2 separate regions of the Homo sapiens genome follow, and region 1 is linked to region 2. Evidence: read pairs that join two places in POLR2A ChIA-PET (ENCODE). Cell type or tissue: Caco-2. All regions are shown on one strand. Links, peaks and the distances in the headings refer to the core of each region. The heading gives the core; the rest is flanking DNA.

Region 1 (7,462 bases), core at 3,249-5,748, 98 kb before region 2:
GGAAGGCAGCACCCCAATAGAATGCACATTCTAGAACCTTATAAGAGTAAGTGGCCTGGCATTGCCTCAAAACTTTATGAGCTCCTGAGAGCCCCTAAAGAAAAAAAAAATGTGTCCTACTCTAGTAGGGAGAAAATAAGAAGATGTGTTAAAACTGGCCAAATAGGCTGGGCGCAGTGGCTCACGCCTGTAATTGCAGCACTTTGGGATGCCGAGGAGACAGGGAGATCCTGTCTCTACAAAAAATTAAAAAATTAGCCAGACGTGGTGATGCATGCCTACAGTCCGAGCTACTCGGGTTGCGGGACTGAGGTGGGAGGATCGCTTGAGCCCAGGAGATGGAGGTTGTAGTGAACCATGATTGTATCACTACACTCCAGCCTGGGCGACTGAACAAGACCCTGTCTCAAAAAACACAAACAAAAGCAAAACAAAAAAACAAAAACAAAAACCTGGCTAAAGACCCTTTCCTAGTGACCACAGTCATACAAGGCATCCATTCCTAACTACCCTTTTAAAAAGAAGATTCAGAAAGAACAAAAAAACCAGAGGTATACTCGACCACCTGCCCAGTGCTAAAGGATTTCTCAACGCCATAGTCAGACTTCACGAGCGCATGCGACAAAGTAACAGGAACCTAGAAAACTTCTCTTCGTCCCCAAAAAGAGACCAAAATAACTAGCCTTCCCCAGAGCGGGCAGCTTTCCTCTTCAGTGCTCTTCAACTTTCAGTCCTACAGATGGGGGCCTCCCAACATCACTTTTTAAAGCTCAGCATTTAAAAAAAGAACAGGAAAAAAAAAAAGTAGAGACATCCCAGAGTCCACACGCTTGCAAAGGACTTTCTTTTCCTCCTCCTCCCCCCAGCAGGTTAAAGACCTGCTAGTTAGCAACGAGAGCGGATGGAGGACAGTCATTGGAACCACAGGGGCCTAATACCCATTTGTATTCACACTCAGACCCTTTAAGCATATAAAACCGGAGAGGTTGAACTGTTTACATTCACCTAATGCTCCAGTAAACAAATCAGAGCCCCAGTGGAGGGGGTTTCAGGCAGGGCTGCGGCCAGACCCCACTGGGTGCCAGGCAGCAGGAGCAGGATGGGGAAGGAAGAAGGTAGATGCATGGAAAACAGAAGCCAGGCTCTCATCCCAACCCACTCAAGTTTCTCCCCAAGCCTGGGCCCTCCTTGACCCCACGCGACAGGGGAGCAGCCCTTCCAGGCCTGAGCTCCACCACCCTCCATGGACAGGTGACCTCAGCTGCCAGACACCTCCTTACCCCCTACCCCCAGTACCCTGGAGCCCTGCCAGCACCCCCACATAACCCACCAATGACCTGGAGAGGAGGACAGAAGAGGAACGGCCTTGCAAAGCACCTGGAGAAAAAGGGGTTAAATGCCCAGTGTCTGACTGAGGGAGAAACTTCCCCTCCCTTCCAGGCGCCTCCGAGGGTTCGTCCTCAACTACTATTGTTATTCAAGAACTGCGTCTTAGCTGAGCAGCTCCCCCGCCGCCCCCCAGCACTGGGTCTTGACAGAAGTGAAGCGGGGCTGCCTGGTGTCCCAGCACAGGGCCTGATCATATCCTCTAAAACGTGAACAGTTTCAACTTGACTGGGGGGAAAGGGGGCAGGCGGGGGGTGGGGGGGGACTGGCACTCCTTTTAAATGCAGATTTGAACTTTTCACCCGGGGTCAGACAGCTGCGATGCTCTGTCCCCAGCAGAGGCCAGCGCCGGGGCCCCTTCCACCTCACACTTTCACAGTTTTTTTCCTGCCTGCCAGGAGGCCAGCCTGTTAAAGGAATTCGATACCTCCCTCCCTCCAAACCCAAATCCACACCCGCTTCTCAGCTTACCAGGGGCACAAATCCCACTGGCATCCTAGAGGAGAGCCTCAAATCGTAGGAGGCTGGCTGGGTGCTCTGGGAACAGCAATGGCAAAGGAAAATTGTTGTTGTCACATGTATTGACCAAGGAACGCTAAGGTCAACAGTGAGAAGACTCCAGGACTTCCCGGCCGCTCTGAAAGCATCTGAAAGCAGCATCTTCTCTAGGGTACATTTCACAGTGGCGCTTTCTGCTAGAAGCCAGCAGACAGTTCTCCTTGCTATTTCACTGAGAAGAGCTGTAATGGTACCAAGGCTGAAATCATTTAGTTTTGAAAAGAAGTCACTTCTGGGTGAACAAGAAAAACTGTAACGAACTTAAAAAAAAAAAAAAGTCTAGGATGGGACTGCTTGCCTCCATTACACCCCTGATTCTCATGGACAAGGTTGTTTCTGAGTTTTCCATGTCACCCTCTGTCCCTCCATTTCTCCTCCTCCAATGGGAGACGCCCACTGGTCCTCGACTAGGGAAGGTTTCCATTCCGCGGCATCAAGATAAGGCAAGAAAGCAGAAATCCAAATAAACACTAAGAGAAGAAGGCGAGGGGAAGTTTCTTGCTGGAATCGGTGACCCTCCCAACAGTGGCAGCTCCTACAACTCTCATCTTGGGGGGCACTAGAGCCTCTAAGAGAAAGTCCCCTCCAAGCAATGCACCACACAGTCCCTGGACTAGCCAAACCGGAAGCCTGTGTGTGTGGTGCTAGAAATGACTGTGAAGTCAGAAAAACCACACCAATTACCTACAGGTAGAAGGTTCTAGATTCATGCCTTCCTCCTGCCCCAAACTAGCAACCCACCACGGAGAGGGTGAAACGAGCATTTCTAGAGGCTCCCTGCAGCCCTGTCTGTGATTTCAGTAATATACATGAAGCAGTAAGTCTGTTGTAACAAACACACTAGCACTCACAGGAATGAATGAGAGTGGGGCTGTCCCCTGAGGAGGTGGCCCGTGCCTTGCTGCCACTGCTGGTCTTCTGCCTCTGGGAAGGTTTTCACAGTCAGGTGAGCACCCCCACCTGTACGCCAGGAAGCAGTTTACAGAACACTGGCACCCCAATGTCACAGTTCTATCTCCTAACAATCTCATGAGCATGTCGGGGGAGCCAGGCATTTCTGACCAAACCCGCTGTGTGCAGACTGAGCCTGCACCCATTCCCCAGTAAATGCAAGCAGCTGGTCACAGGGGTGATGGCTGACTTGGCTCCATCAACAGAATGTCTCAGAAGAGCACAGGGCAGCAATCTTTTATTCCAGAGCTGCACCATCCACTAGGTAGCCACCGACCCTTGTCACTACCGAGCCTGTGACATGTGGCTTGTCTCGATAGAGATGTGCTGAAGGTATAAAAATACAGGACTCCAAAGATTTGGTACAAAAAAAAGGGATGTAAAATATCTCATTAATAGTTTTATTAATATTGATTACCTGTGGAAATGATAACCTTTTGGATATACTGGGCTAAATGTATTATGAAAATTCATTCCACCTGTTTCTCATTGTTTAATGTGACTAATAGAAAATCTAAAATTACCTACGTGGCTTACACTGTATTTCTACTGGATGGTCCTGTTTCAGAACCTCTGCCTGTCTTTCAACTTCAGATTCAGGCGGGATTCTAAGTGTTCTCGGATATGACTGAGACAGACTTCTCTTGTCTGTCTTGAACATCTCCCTAAAGCTACAATGTACTGGCTCCCAAATGATACTTTTAAATGGGCTGAACAATCTTAGTATCCAACAACTCACTGCCAAACTCAAGTATAAACTAAGAAAAAATAAATCACTTCTGGGACCCACAGCGTGCTTTTAAAAAATAATAATAGGCCAGGCATTGTGGCTCACACCTGTAATCCTAGCACTTTGGGAGGCCGAGGCAGGTGGATCACTTGAGCTCAGGAGTTCGAGACTAGCCTGGCCAACATGGCAAAACCCCGTCTCTACTAAAAATACAAAACAAAACAAAAATTAGCCGGGCATGGTGGAAAACCAGCCCACGCTGGTAGTCCCAGCTACTCGGGAGGCTGAGGCAGGAGGACTACTTGAACCCAGGAGGAGGAAGGCACAGTGAGCTGAGATTGTGCCACTGGATTCCAGCCTGGGAGACAGAGTGAGACCCTGTCTCAAAAACAAAATAAAAATAAGTCATTTACTGTGGTTTAATACCAGGACTACCCACGAGGCTTGTCCAAAAGTAAGCCGTCTCCTACTCCAGCCTGATTTCTTACTATCAAGAGAAGACTTCTCCCTTTTAACTGCCCTTCTGTAAAATATGCCCAGCAGGGGCCTGGTGTCCACCTTCTCCCCCACCCCATACACACATACCACACAGCACACGCGTGCGCGCGCATAGACAGACTCTCTCTCTCTCTGTCTCTCTCTCTCTCTACAACTGGGGAGGGCTGCGGGAGGAAGGTGCAGGCAGCACAGATGTGGCCCCTTTCCTATTAGAAAGTCCCTATTCTGCCACTAGGGATCACAAGGCCAGTCTCATTTCTCTATGTAAATGAACTTTTTAGCCACCTCCTCAAAGAAGAAAAGCTGCACAGATGCGGAAGGCCGGTCCAGAGGCACACAATTACAGCCATTTGCATTCCTCCAGCAGCCGGATTAGCACAGGAATGCGCTCTGCCGCTTTGTGGGGGGAAAAGGAGTTTAGGAAGAAAGGGATGGGTGGGGGGATGTATTTCTCCCTGGTCTGTCCACCCAAAGCTCTATGATACGCTTCCACTTCTGTGAGAGTCAGAAAGTGGAAATAACTCCTGCTCAGCTTCTAAAGAGGGGGAGGTTGAAAAGGCGCAGGGAGGAGGAGGGAGGTGGAGGTAGAGGGTAGAGGAAGAGGAGGGGAGAGGGGCCGGCAGGAGAGAGGGAGGAGGGGGACTGGGTGTATCAGGGGAACTGCCCCTCCCGGCGCTTTGATCCCCTCGGTCGGTCGCTAGGAGAAACCAACTTTTCTCCTTGGGTTAATCAAAACCAAATTACTCAGGAATGTGGCAGGACAGGTCTGAACTTCCAGGTCCCTTTGTCTTTGAGGATTTAAAATGAAAAAAAATAAAATTGTTAAAGCAGATGGCCGTGGCCTACTCAAGAGGTGAAGCGAAGAGTCTGAGGGAAGTCAGACCACATCTCTCACCCTCCAAAAAAACACACCCGCAAACTTCCTATGCCAATTTATTGTGAGAGAAGTTATTTTTGTAGACAACATCCAAAAATCAGAAGAACTGCCCATTTCATCCTTACTGCTGCGCAAATAAAAGACCCTCACCCCACCCTCCCATCAACTATACCTTGTCAAAGTACAAATACAAGAGAACCCCAGATTTAAGATACACCCGTATATCACAACCCGACTATTAAAAGCGGAGTCCAAACTAGCTCAAGAACATACGTTTTCCAAACACAAAGTTTGGGAGTATTTTTCAGTGTAAAGTTCTTCCTTAGGAATACTGGGGTAAGGAGGTATTCAAATATCCGGTTGCTATTCAAATGCATCCATGAAATTTCATGGTTACTGTAAAATTCTGCATCTCTTTAAGTTCTAAGAAAAGCGGTTTTTAGGGAATGACTCAGAGGAGATATGAAATGTCCCACTGAGTGACATAAGATCCCACTGCTCATCTGTCGTCTAGAAAAAGCGAAGAACCTGCCACCCAGGGCTGTTCTGTTTACTAGGAAAGTCTGCTGGGTGTGCTGGCCAGCCCGGCGACAGTTTCAATAAGTCAAGAGGCAACAGGAAAAAGCTGACCTCAGAGATGAAAGAAACCTGGGGCTTGGAGCTATATTAAGGCCTCCACACCTCCTCCCCGGCTCACAGCTCTGGCAAGCTTGTGGCACTGTACAAGATGGGGGCCTGCACTTCAGGCTCCTGGAAACTCTAGAATGCAACACCCTGGCATGTGCTATCATTAGGGACAGTAAAAAGTGACACAGCCCAGGGCACCCAGGAGCAGAAATATGAACAGCCCTTCGTGTGTTATAAAATGCTGCTATGCTTCACTGTAAAACCTGGCTGACCCCCATGTCCCCCACCCACCCAAAAAAGATAAAATAAACAAACAGAGCACCACCGGTTAAGCTATAGAGCCAGGATTCAAAAGATAAAGTGAGACCAACACACAGCCATGACTACCAGCTTGCCATAAATCGTAACTGGCCCCAGGCATACGGTTATCTGGGAAGCTGCACACCAACTTTTAAAATACTCTTCACCTTATCTTTAAGCCCAGTCAAACACACACATACATCACCCTTCTTAGATCTCGGCCATTAGTATTCCATTTAGACTTTCCAAAACAAGGTCATCCCAGAGGGTCCTTCCCCTCTTTCCAGTCACAGCTGTGGACTTTCATCCCCTTGTCCAACAAAAGGGACCTTGTACACAAAATTAACCTGAAGCATTAGTCTGTGTGGTGCGAGAGTCCACGGGGCCCTCGGGATATTGACTCCCCCACCCCCCCAACTATCCAGGCTCAGCCCAAAATCCTGTCTAGAGGGCTTCCCCACTGTGGAGGCTGGGGGAGCTTCCCTAGAGATTAGAGACCCTGCCCCTTCAGAATCCGCTTCTCAGCTGCAGCTGTGCAGCCAAGGAAGGCCTTACCTTTCAGAGAATAAACAGAAGAAAAAAACTTCCTCCCTGACTCAGTAACAGTAGAAAACGACCTGACGTCATGGCTGCAAAGGCCCAGAATCATCTGAGAACTAAGCCATCCAATATGACGGCCACAACTGCACGCGGCTTCTGAGCACTGGACATGGGGCTGGTTCTGAGCGTTGAGACCAGAACATCATGGTGAAATCGTGGGTTGCTGAAAATATCTGTTTTAAAGTTAATTCCACCTGTTTCTTTTTACTTTTTATGAATGACTACTAGGAAATGTACAATTACATATAAGCTTGTACTCTCTCTCTCTCTCTCTCTATTGGACAGCACTAGAGAGGTGCAAATGTTACCACCTCAAGTGCTAGCACATTACCATGCTCTAAAAGGAAAGACTCTTCCTTTTTATTACTATTATTATTATTATTATTATTATTATTGAGTCGGGATGTCACTCTGTCACCCAGGCTGGAGTGCAGTGGCACAATCACGGCTCAATGCAGCCTCTACTTCCTGGGCTCAAGCAATCCACCCACCTCAGCCTCCCGAGTAGCTAGGAATACAGGCGTGCACCACCACGCCCGGCTAATTTTTGTATTTTTTTTGTAGAGACAAGGTCTTGCCATGTTGCTAAGGCTGGCCTCGAACCCCTGGGCTCAAACCTCTGGGCTCAAGAGATCCTCCTGCCTCAGCCTCTTGAGTGGCTGGGACTACAGGCACATGCCACCGAGCCTAGCTAATTAAAAAAAAAAAAAAAAAGTTTGTAGAGACAGGGTCTCCCTATGTTGCCCAGGCAGGTCTCAAGCCCCTGAGCTCAAGCAATCCGCCTGCCTCTGCCTCCCAAAGTGCTGAGATTACAGGCTTGAGCCACCACACCCAGCCCAGATTCTTCATTTTTAAATGCCAAAAAGACCAGTGTAAAATTGAGCAAACAGCATCATCTGGTATCAGGTGGAATCACATACGCAGAGGCTGCTCAA
Region 2 (7,462 bases), core at 2,427-4,926:
GAAAGAACATATGAAAATACCATGAGCACAAGTCAACGCACAGCATTACATAGCAGGACCTGCAAAAGGTCAGCTACTATGCCTGTTATATATAATGAATGCCTAAATATAAATCATTTAAAAAAAACAACTGCCTTTGTGAAGTACTTAATAAACGCAATTCATGGTCCAGAGTGCTTTATGTACATGACTCATACAATCTTTCATTCAACCCTATGGAAGTAGGTTCTAGTAAGAATCCATTTCACAGAGGAGGAAATGAAAAAGCAAAATGTAACTTGTCCAAGGTCATTCAGCTAGCTCAAGCTGGGCTTTGAGGGCACGTCTGATTCTTCCTACTGGACCAGCTAAGTCAGACAGGGTACTTTTAAGAGGGGAACACAGAGAGACAGAGAGACTTTAGGACCCAGAGATACTAGTCAAAGTGTGAGCTGACACAGTGAGCCTCACAGGGTGGGAGGGATATCCAGAGGAGAGGGCGAAAGCATCAAAGGAGCTTTGCCTTTACCTGATTTTGCCTGGGGCCAGTACAAGATCTGATTTCTTTTGTGGTCTCCAATGTTGCCTGCAGCAGGGAGTTACGAAAAGCCACTGGATCCGAGTCCTAAAACTAGGTACTGTATTCCAGTTCTACCACACATTCTATGATCTCGGCAACTCACATTCCTTTCCCAGCAAGTTGCATTTTCTGGGAAATGGGGATCAAAAATCTTGGCTCACCTACCTCCTGGAGCTGTTGTGAGGCTCACATGTTTGGGGATGTTTAACTGCTCGGTTAACTAGAAAGCACTGCACAGAGATGCTAGGTATTATTATTGGCTTGATGCCTCCCTGTGATGCAAGAGGGATGAGGGTCCGGTGCAGTGGCTCACACCTGTAATCCCAGTGCTTTAGGAGACCGAGGTGGGAAGATTGCTTGAGGCCAGGAGTTCAAGACCAGCCTGGGCAACATAGTGAAACCCCATCTCTACAAAAATTTAAAAATTAGCCCCATGAGGTGGCACACAACTGTAGTCCCAGCTACTCCGGAGGCTGATGTCAGAGGATCACTTGAGCCCAGGAGAATGAAGCTACAGTGAGCTTTGATTGTATCACTGCACTCTAGCCTGGGTGACAGAGCAAGACTCTGTCTCAAAAAAAAGAGTGGAGAGGGGATGCACTTGGTCCTTTAAAACTTTGATTTAGAGAGGACCCAAACTTGTGCCTCCCTGGAGAAAACTTTATGGTGTCAGAGATCCTGGGATTGTCTGGAATCAATTCAAGAAGAGGGAAGGAGACTGGGAGCCTCGTGGATGAAGGTATTATGATAGCAGGTTTCAGGAACACGCCGTAATCAGCTCTCTCTTCTCTGTAGTTCCACTCCTAGCAATTTGGGGCCAGCTGGGGACTGGATGATGTCCTCTCTGATGCATTGGAATTTGTCCTGCTTCATGGTCTGGTCTGCTATAGGACCACATATCACACAGAGACACAAAGCAATTGACAGCATCCCGGCCGTTTCTTACAGATCCCATATCCTGTGTCTAGGCTGTATTTCAGGCCAACTTTTAGTGAAGTGGATCAATGCTTGAAGCACATAATGTAACATGATTCTTCAAGGGTTTGATTAATCGTGTCACAGTCACAGCCTCAGTTCAGGTTCAACCTTTTAAAAGTTTTATTATTGTATAAAGTGATCAATCAGGAGGAGAGGGAAGACAAATGCTCGATGTTGGCCATCTCTCCCTCTCGTCTTCGTCAGCAAGTGTTCTTCTCCTGGTCGGTTTGGCCGATCGTGATGGAGAAATTCATGAAGATGCATGGCACAGCAAAATATGGATCACCAAAGAGTGCTCTGAGTGGAAGGCCAGCTGCTCCAGTGATGAGCAACCTTGGCAACACATGGGAGGCCCCTGGGGTGTTTTAAGAAGTTCAGAGCCCTGTATTTCACCCACAGAAGTTCTGATGCTTTTGGTCTAGGGCATGGTCTGGGCATCTCTTGGGAATTCTAATGTGTAACTGAGTGTTACGGTGGAATTATGTCCATAACCCCCAGTATCCCAGAATGTGACTGTATTTAGAGATAAGACCTTTAAAGAGGTAATTCGGGGCTGGGCGTGGTGGCTTACGCCAGTAATCCCAGCACTTTGGGAGGCTGAGGTGGGTGGATCACCTGAAGTCAGGAGTTCAAGACCAGCCTGGCCAACATGGTGAAACCCCGTCTCTACTAAAAATACAAAAATTAGCCAGGTGTGGTGGCGAGTGCCTGTAGTCCCAGCTACTCGGGAGGCTGAGGCGGGAGAATTACTTGAGACTCTGTCTCAAAAAAAAAAGAGGTCATTAGGGTAAATTGAGGGCATATGGGTGGACCCTAATCCAATAAGACTGGTGTCCTTTTAAGAAGAGGAGATTCGGACACAGACACATAGAGCAAAGACCATGTGAACACTCTGGAGGAAGATGGCCAGCTATAAGCCAAGACGAGAGGCCTCAGAAGAAACCAGTCCTGCCAACACCTTGATCTTGGGCTTCTGGCCTGCAGAATTATGAGAAAATAAATTTCTGTCATTGAAGCCACCTAATTTGTGGTACTTTCTTTGTGGTATTTTGGGGGTTCCTGTCCACCAATTTCTGTTTTCTCCATCTCCAGATCCCTTTCTTGGGACATACCCTGTTAGAAGCTGCTCTCACAGTAATCCCCAAGAAAGTATTAGCTGAACTTAATGTTTTAGCCCTCCCACAAGTGCCTGCATTTTAATATGGGATTCGTACCTGGAGTAATCTAGGTAGCTGAGATGCATTTGGACTGATGGCTTTCCAGTCATAATTGCTGTAGTGATAGCCGATACTTATTATGTGCCAAATACTGTTCCAAGTGCTCTGTGTCTATCTATATCTATGTCTACGCCTATATCTAATATTCATTCGTTGAATCCCCCCAGTAGCCCTATGAGGTAGGTGTGCTTAAAAGAGGAAGCTGAGGCACAAAAGGGTTGAGTAATGTATCCAAGGTCTCACAGATAGTAAATGGTAGAGCTACGATTTGAACCCAGCAAGTCTGACTTCAGGTACCATGCTTTTAACCACTCACAACTCAGATGACCTCAATGGCCCCTAGCAGGATCGGAACAGACTTTGAGGACTAGCTTTGTTTTTCTAACAATAGCTGTTAGTGACCTTCCGTGTTAGTCTCCCCACCTCTTTTTTTTTTTTTTTTTTTTTTTTTTTTTTAAGAGACAGTCTTCCTCTGTCGCCCAGGCTGGCATGCAGTGGCGTTATCACGGCTCAGTCCTGGTCTCAAGTGATCCTTCTGCCTCAGCCTCCCTAACAGTTGCGACCACAGGCACGTGTCACCACACCCAGCTAACTAAACATTTTTTTTTTTTTAGATATGGGGCCTTGCTGTATTGCCCAGGCTGGTCTTGAACACCTGGGCTCAAGTGATCCTCCTGCCTCAGGCTCCCAAAGTGCTGGGATTACAGGTATGCCCCACTGCACCTGGCTCCCTGTTAGTTCTTATTTCTCTATTTCTAAGTCCCTGAGACAGTACCCACTGTGGGAGATTTTTTTTTAATTGTTTCCAAATATTACCCTTCCTTATGGGAGGATTATCCTTCTCCCATCTCATCAACATCAGACTTGGCCATGTGACTTGCTTTGGCTGCCAATAAAATGTAAGAGGAGGTGATGTTTGCTACTTTTGAGCAGAAATTTTAGAAGTCATCATGTGATTTTTTCTCTTCTCCCTTCTAGCATGAGAATGCTTTGAAGTCAGGCCCAAGCAGCAACTTCAGCTCAGGTCTCAGAATAAAGACAAAATAGAGAGGAGATGCAATCAACCTGTGTTGATTGAACAAAAATGTATCTTTGTTGCAAACCACTGAGACTCAGGGGTTTTTTGTTACTGCATCATTACTTAGTAAAAACAGACTGATACACTCTCTGAATACCAATATATTTAAGTGAAATGCCAGGACTGTTGTAAGGATAATATCTTTAATCAATAAGCATACTCTTAAATAACCAATAAACTGTATTATAGCTTATCCAAGAAATCTTGCAATAGAGCTTTCTGCCCTCTGTGAATACTTTCTATGCATCTATCCATCTCCATCTCAGAAGGCTAAAAGATCATAAACCCTTGCCTAGCTCAGTACACACCGAGTTCATTCACCAGCTCAATATGTACAAAGAGAATCAGAAAGAACAGATGGAGCAGACTAAATGTTATTTTAGGTTCCAGGACATTGGATAGAATGGGAGAGAAAAAGGATTTATTTTCTTTCGTGGATGGGAATTAGTACAAAGGCCTGATGAGACTGTCCCTTATCCAAGGACAGAGAATAAAAGAACTCTTCAATGTAAATTATCCATTCCAAGCTTTCGACCCTGCTGCCATTTTTAGTTCCGAATCGCTCACTTCTCTGAGAGGTTGCAAACTTATGACCTATGAACTGAATGTGGCCTGTGGAAGTCTTTTCACATACCAAAGAAAACACTATTCTATGTGCGGATGTTCGAATCAAATTGATTGCCAACAATCAAAATTTGAGATATTTCAGGTTAAAAAAAATAGTTCCAGCTTCTCTTAATTGAAAGCCTTGGTTACACTGGGCTTAGGAAACTTCAACTAAAGTTGAGTAGCAGCTGCCTTTTAGGCTGGGCATGGTTTCCACGGTCCCTACCTCTCCCTATTGCCTTATACTAGGCTCACTTCACTTATTTATATTCTTTTTTTTTTTTTTGAGACAGAATCTCGCTTTGTCGCCCAGGCTGGAGTACAGTGGTGCGATCTCGGCTCACTGCAACCTCCACCTCCTGGGTTCAAGCAATTCCCCTGCCTCAGCCTCCTGAGTAGCTGGGATTACAGGCACACGCCACCATGCCCAGCTAATTTTTGTATTTTTAGTAGAGACGGGGTTTAACCATGTTGGTCAGGATGGTCTCGAAATCCTGAACTTGTGATCCGCCCTCCTCGGCCTCCTAAAGTGCTGGGATTACAGGCGTGATTATTTGTATTATTTGCATAATCCATGGAGCCACTTGAGTTTGCCACCTTGAGTATCAATTAACTCCTTTCCTTTCCTTTTTCTTGTCCTTCTTTTATTCCTATGTCTTCCACAGTAAACAAGGAGATCTTGGGGACTCCATTTTTGCCACTCTGAGGACATCACTCTTCTGCCTTGTTTTTGGAATTTGGGGTGACCCAAACTTGACAGTCCAGTTCTTTGGTTCCCAAAGAGCTTCATTCTAAACTATCTATTAGGTTGGTGCAAAAGTCATTGCAGTTTTTGCCATTAAAAGTAATGGCCAACGGGAGCGGTGGCTCATGCCTGTAATCCCAACACTCTGGGAGGCCAAAGCAGACAGATCACTTGAGGTCAGGAGTTCGAGACCAGCCTGGCAAACATGGTGAAACCTCGTCTCTACTAAAAACACCAAAAATTAGTCAGGCATGGTGGTGCATGCCTGTAGTCCCAGCTACTTGGGAGGCTGAGGTGGGAGGATCACTTGAACCCAGGAGGCAGAGGTTGCAGTGAGCTGAGACTGCACCAACTGCCCTACACGCTGGGTGACAGAGCAAGACTCTGCCTCAAAAAAAAAAAAAAAAAAAAAAAAAGTAATGGCCAAAACTGCAATGACTTTTGCACCAATCAAATAAGACAATTCTAGGGGTGCAGGGAAGAAATGCTTTCTGCTGGAGATTCTGACAATGTTTATCTAACAGCTTCTACAATACTTGGTGATTTGCATACTTGTGTAGCTAGCAGGTCTTGGAGCAGCATAAGCCTCCTGCCTACTAGATAATTCTGTTGCTTAACAAACCATAACAGCTTTGATTACATGGAAAATGCTAGCAGTAAATGATTGGAAAATGATTTTACTGTTTTCTGTTATGGAAACTCACATGTAGGAACATTATGGAACTGTCTTGAAATTTCTTTTGCCTTCTAAATATAAAATCACTAGACTTTGATATTTCAGCAATTCTACATTTTAAAATATCAGAGCTGATGAGATCGATACTGCTTTGTAGATACCTACACTGCAGAGAGCTAGCCAGTGCTATCTGGATAAAGTAGACAGTAGGTAGGCATTTGCAAGCCTCTCTCACCTACCCCTTTCTTTTTCTGCACCAGATTCATTGCTATACTGACCTCTCATTGACTGAAACTTTACATCAAGGCTCAGGGACTGTAAACCCACCGCAGCTTGGAATATGGAATATGGATGTTGAGATACACACTTCAGTTCCTGAACTCAGTAATGAAATCGCCCCCAGAGTTCTCATGCCAGCATTCAGCTAGCTGCAACTTTCTCCTGCTTGCCTTCTAAGGAGATTAAGAACGGGCATTTTATTTTGTTTCCGTTTTAGTTTATTTGAAGGTTTTATGATGTCTTGGTTGAGTGGCTCGTGGGACTTGCAAATAAACATGCTGCCTTTAAAAATGGCAAGTTGTTTTTATTTATTTCTTTTAGGTGCCCAGTGACCTCCGGGTATATTAGGCAGCTTTAAATTATAATTAAAATAATAACTGTGGTCCTAAAACAGTAATAGATGTTGAATGATACAAACACCAAATTAGGATGTTCAGAAAATCTGTATGAAGGAAGCCAGAGAAAGCATGGAATTAAAAAAATTATCTTTGTGGCAGGACCAAAGGAAACTTATCTCAAACAGCAGCTTTGTTATAATGCTTTTGTTTTGTTTTGCCTTCCTATAAGGCTACTCAAAATTTTTTTTGTATTTGCTAGATTTGGGGTATTGGGGGGTGGGGGAATATCCAGTTCTTTAGTTGATCTTGCTATGACTTTGCCGACAGAAGGAAATAATGAAAATTGCTTGTCATCGGAGAAAATCCCTGTATTCTAATGATTTCTTGACAACTTCTGAAGTCCATGGGCACAATCAGTAGAAGCCGACATTGTGTTTCACTGGATGCCAAATCCTCAGAGTGCTTCTGAGTCCCTCTAAGACATACATCTGCATTCCTCCATCTGTCATCTTAGTTCATCTTCCTCTCCCAACTGTTCTTAAATTAAATGACTACATCTAATGGGAGATTTTCTCGTGAAAGCTTATGAGAGTTTGTCTGAAGACAAATTAAAACATTGCAATGTAATCACCCAGCTCCACTCTCTGCTTGGCTGGCCCCAGTGCCTACTTTTACCCAAAGAAGTTAATCAACGTTTGGGCCCTGTATAGAGAAAAGCAACAAGGAAGGAAATCCATTCAAGAGGAGATGGAATCTACCCGCTGACGGTCAGAGGGTCAGGGGATGAAGACTGGATCTGTCCGCTGCAGAGAGAGCTGTGAGATATGCCAGGGCTCTGAAGACCAGGGCAAGAAGAGTAGGAGGCAGGGAGTGAAAGAAAACAAACATCTGGTTCCAGAATATCAAGGCATGATGCTTAACCCCAGGGATATAAAAATTCCCCTTCTCTTACCCTCCACTCCCCATGGATGAGTGGATGTCTTCCT

The links. Peaks named below come from ENCODE experiments on the same cell type or tissue, not always from the same donor. Only the 100,000 strongest peaks of a DNase experiment are listed, where the experiment ranks them.
Region 1: POLR2A ChIA-PET joins it to region 2 with 10 read pairs; 2 of 35 experiments call an interaction of 5 or more read pairs at or near these places.

Annotation. Positions count from the first base shown.
Region 1 is chr16:73,031,894-73,039,355 of GRCh38, forward strand. The region is part of intron 1 of ZFHX3 (zinc finger homeobox 3); the gene reads right to left. Among named protein-coding and RNA genes, the nearest start is that of ZFHX3, 13 kb to the right of the region's middle. RefSeq lists enhancers at 654-1,216, 1,152-1,321, 3,558-4,412, 4,413-5,265. In Caco-2, for the core only: CTCF peaks have their summits at 4,293 and 4,492; DNase peaks (open chromatin) are centred at 4,378, 4,798 and 5,658; H3K4me3 peaks cover 911 bases.
Region 2 is chr16:73,131,152-73,138,613 of GRCh38, forward strand. It overlaps a transcript of ZFHX3 not described here. Among named protein-coding and RNA genes, the nearest start is that of HCCAT5, 43 kb to the left of the region's middle. In Caco-2, for the core only: no CTCF peak of the experiment used is centred there; no DNase peak of the experiment used is centred there.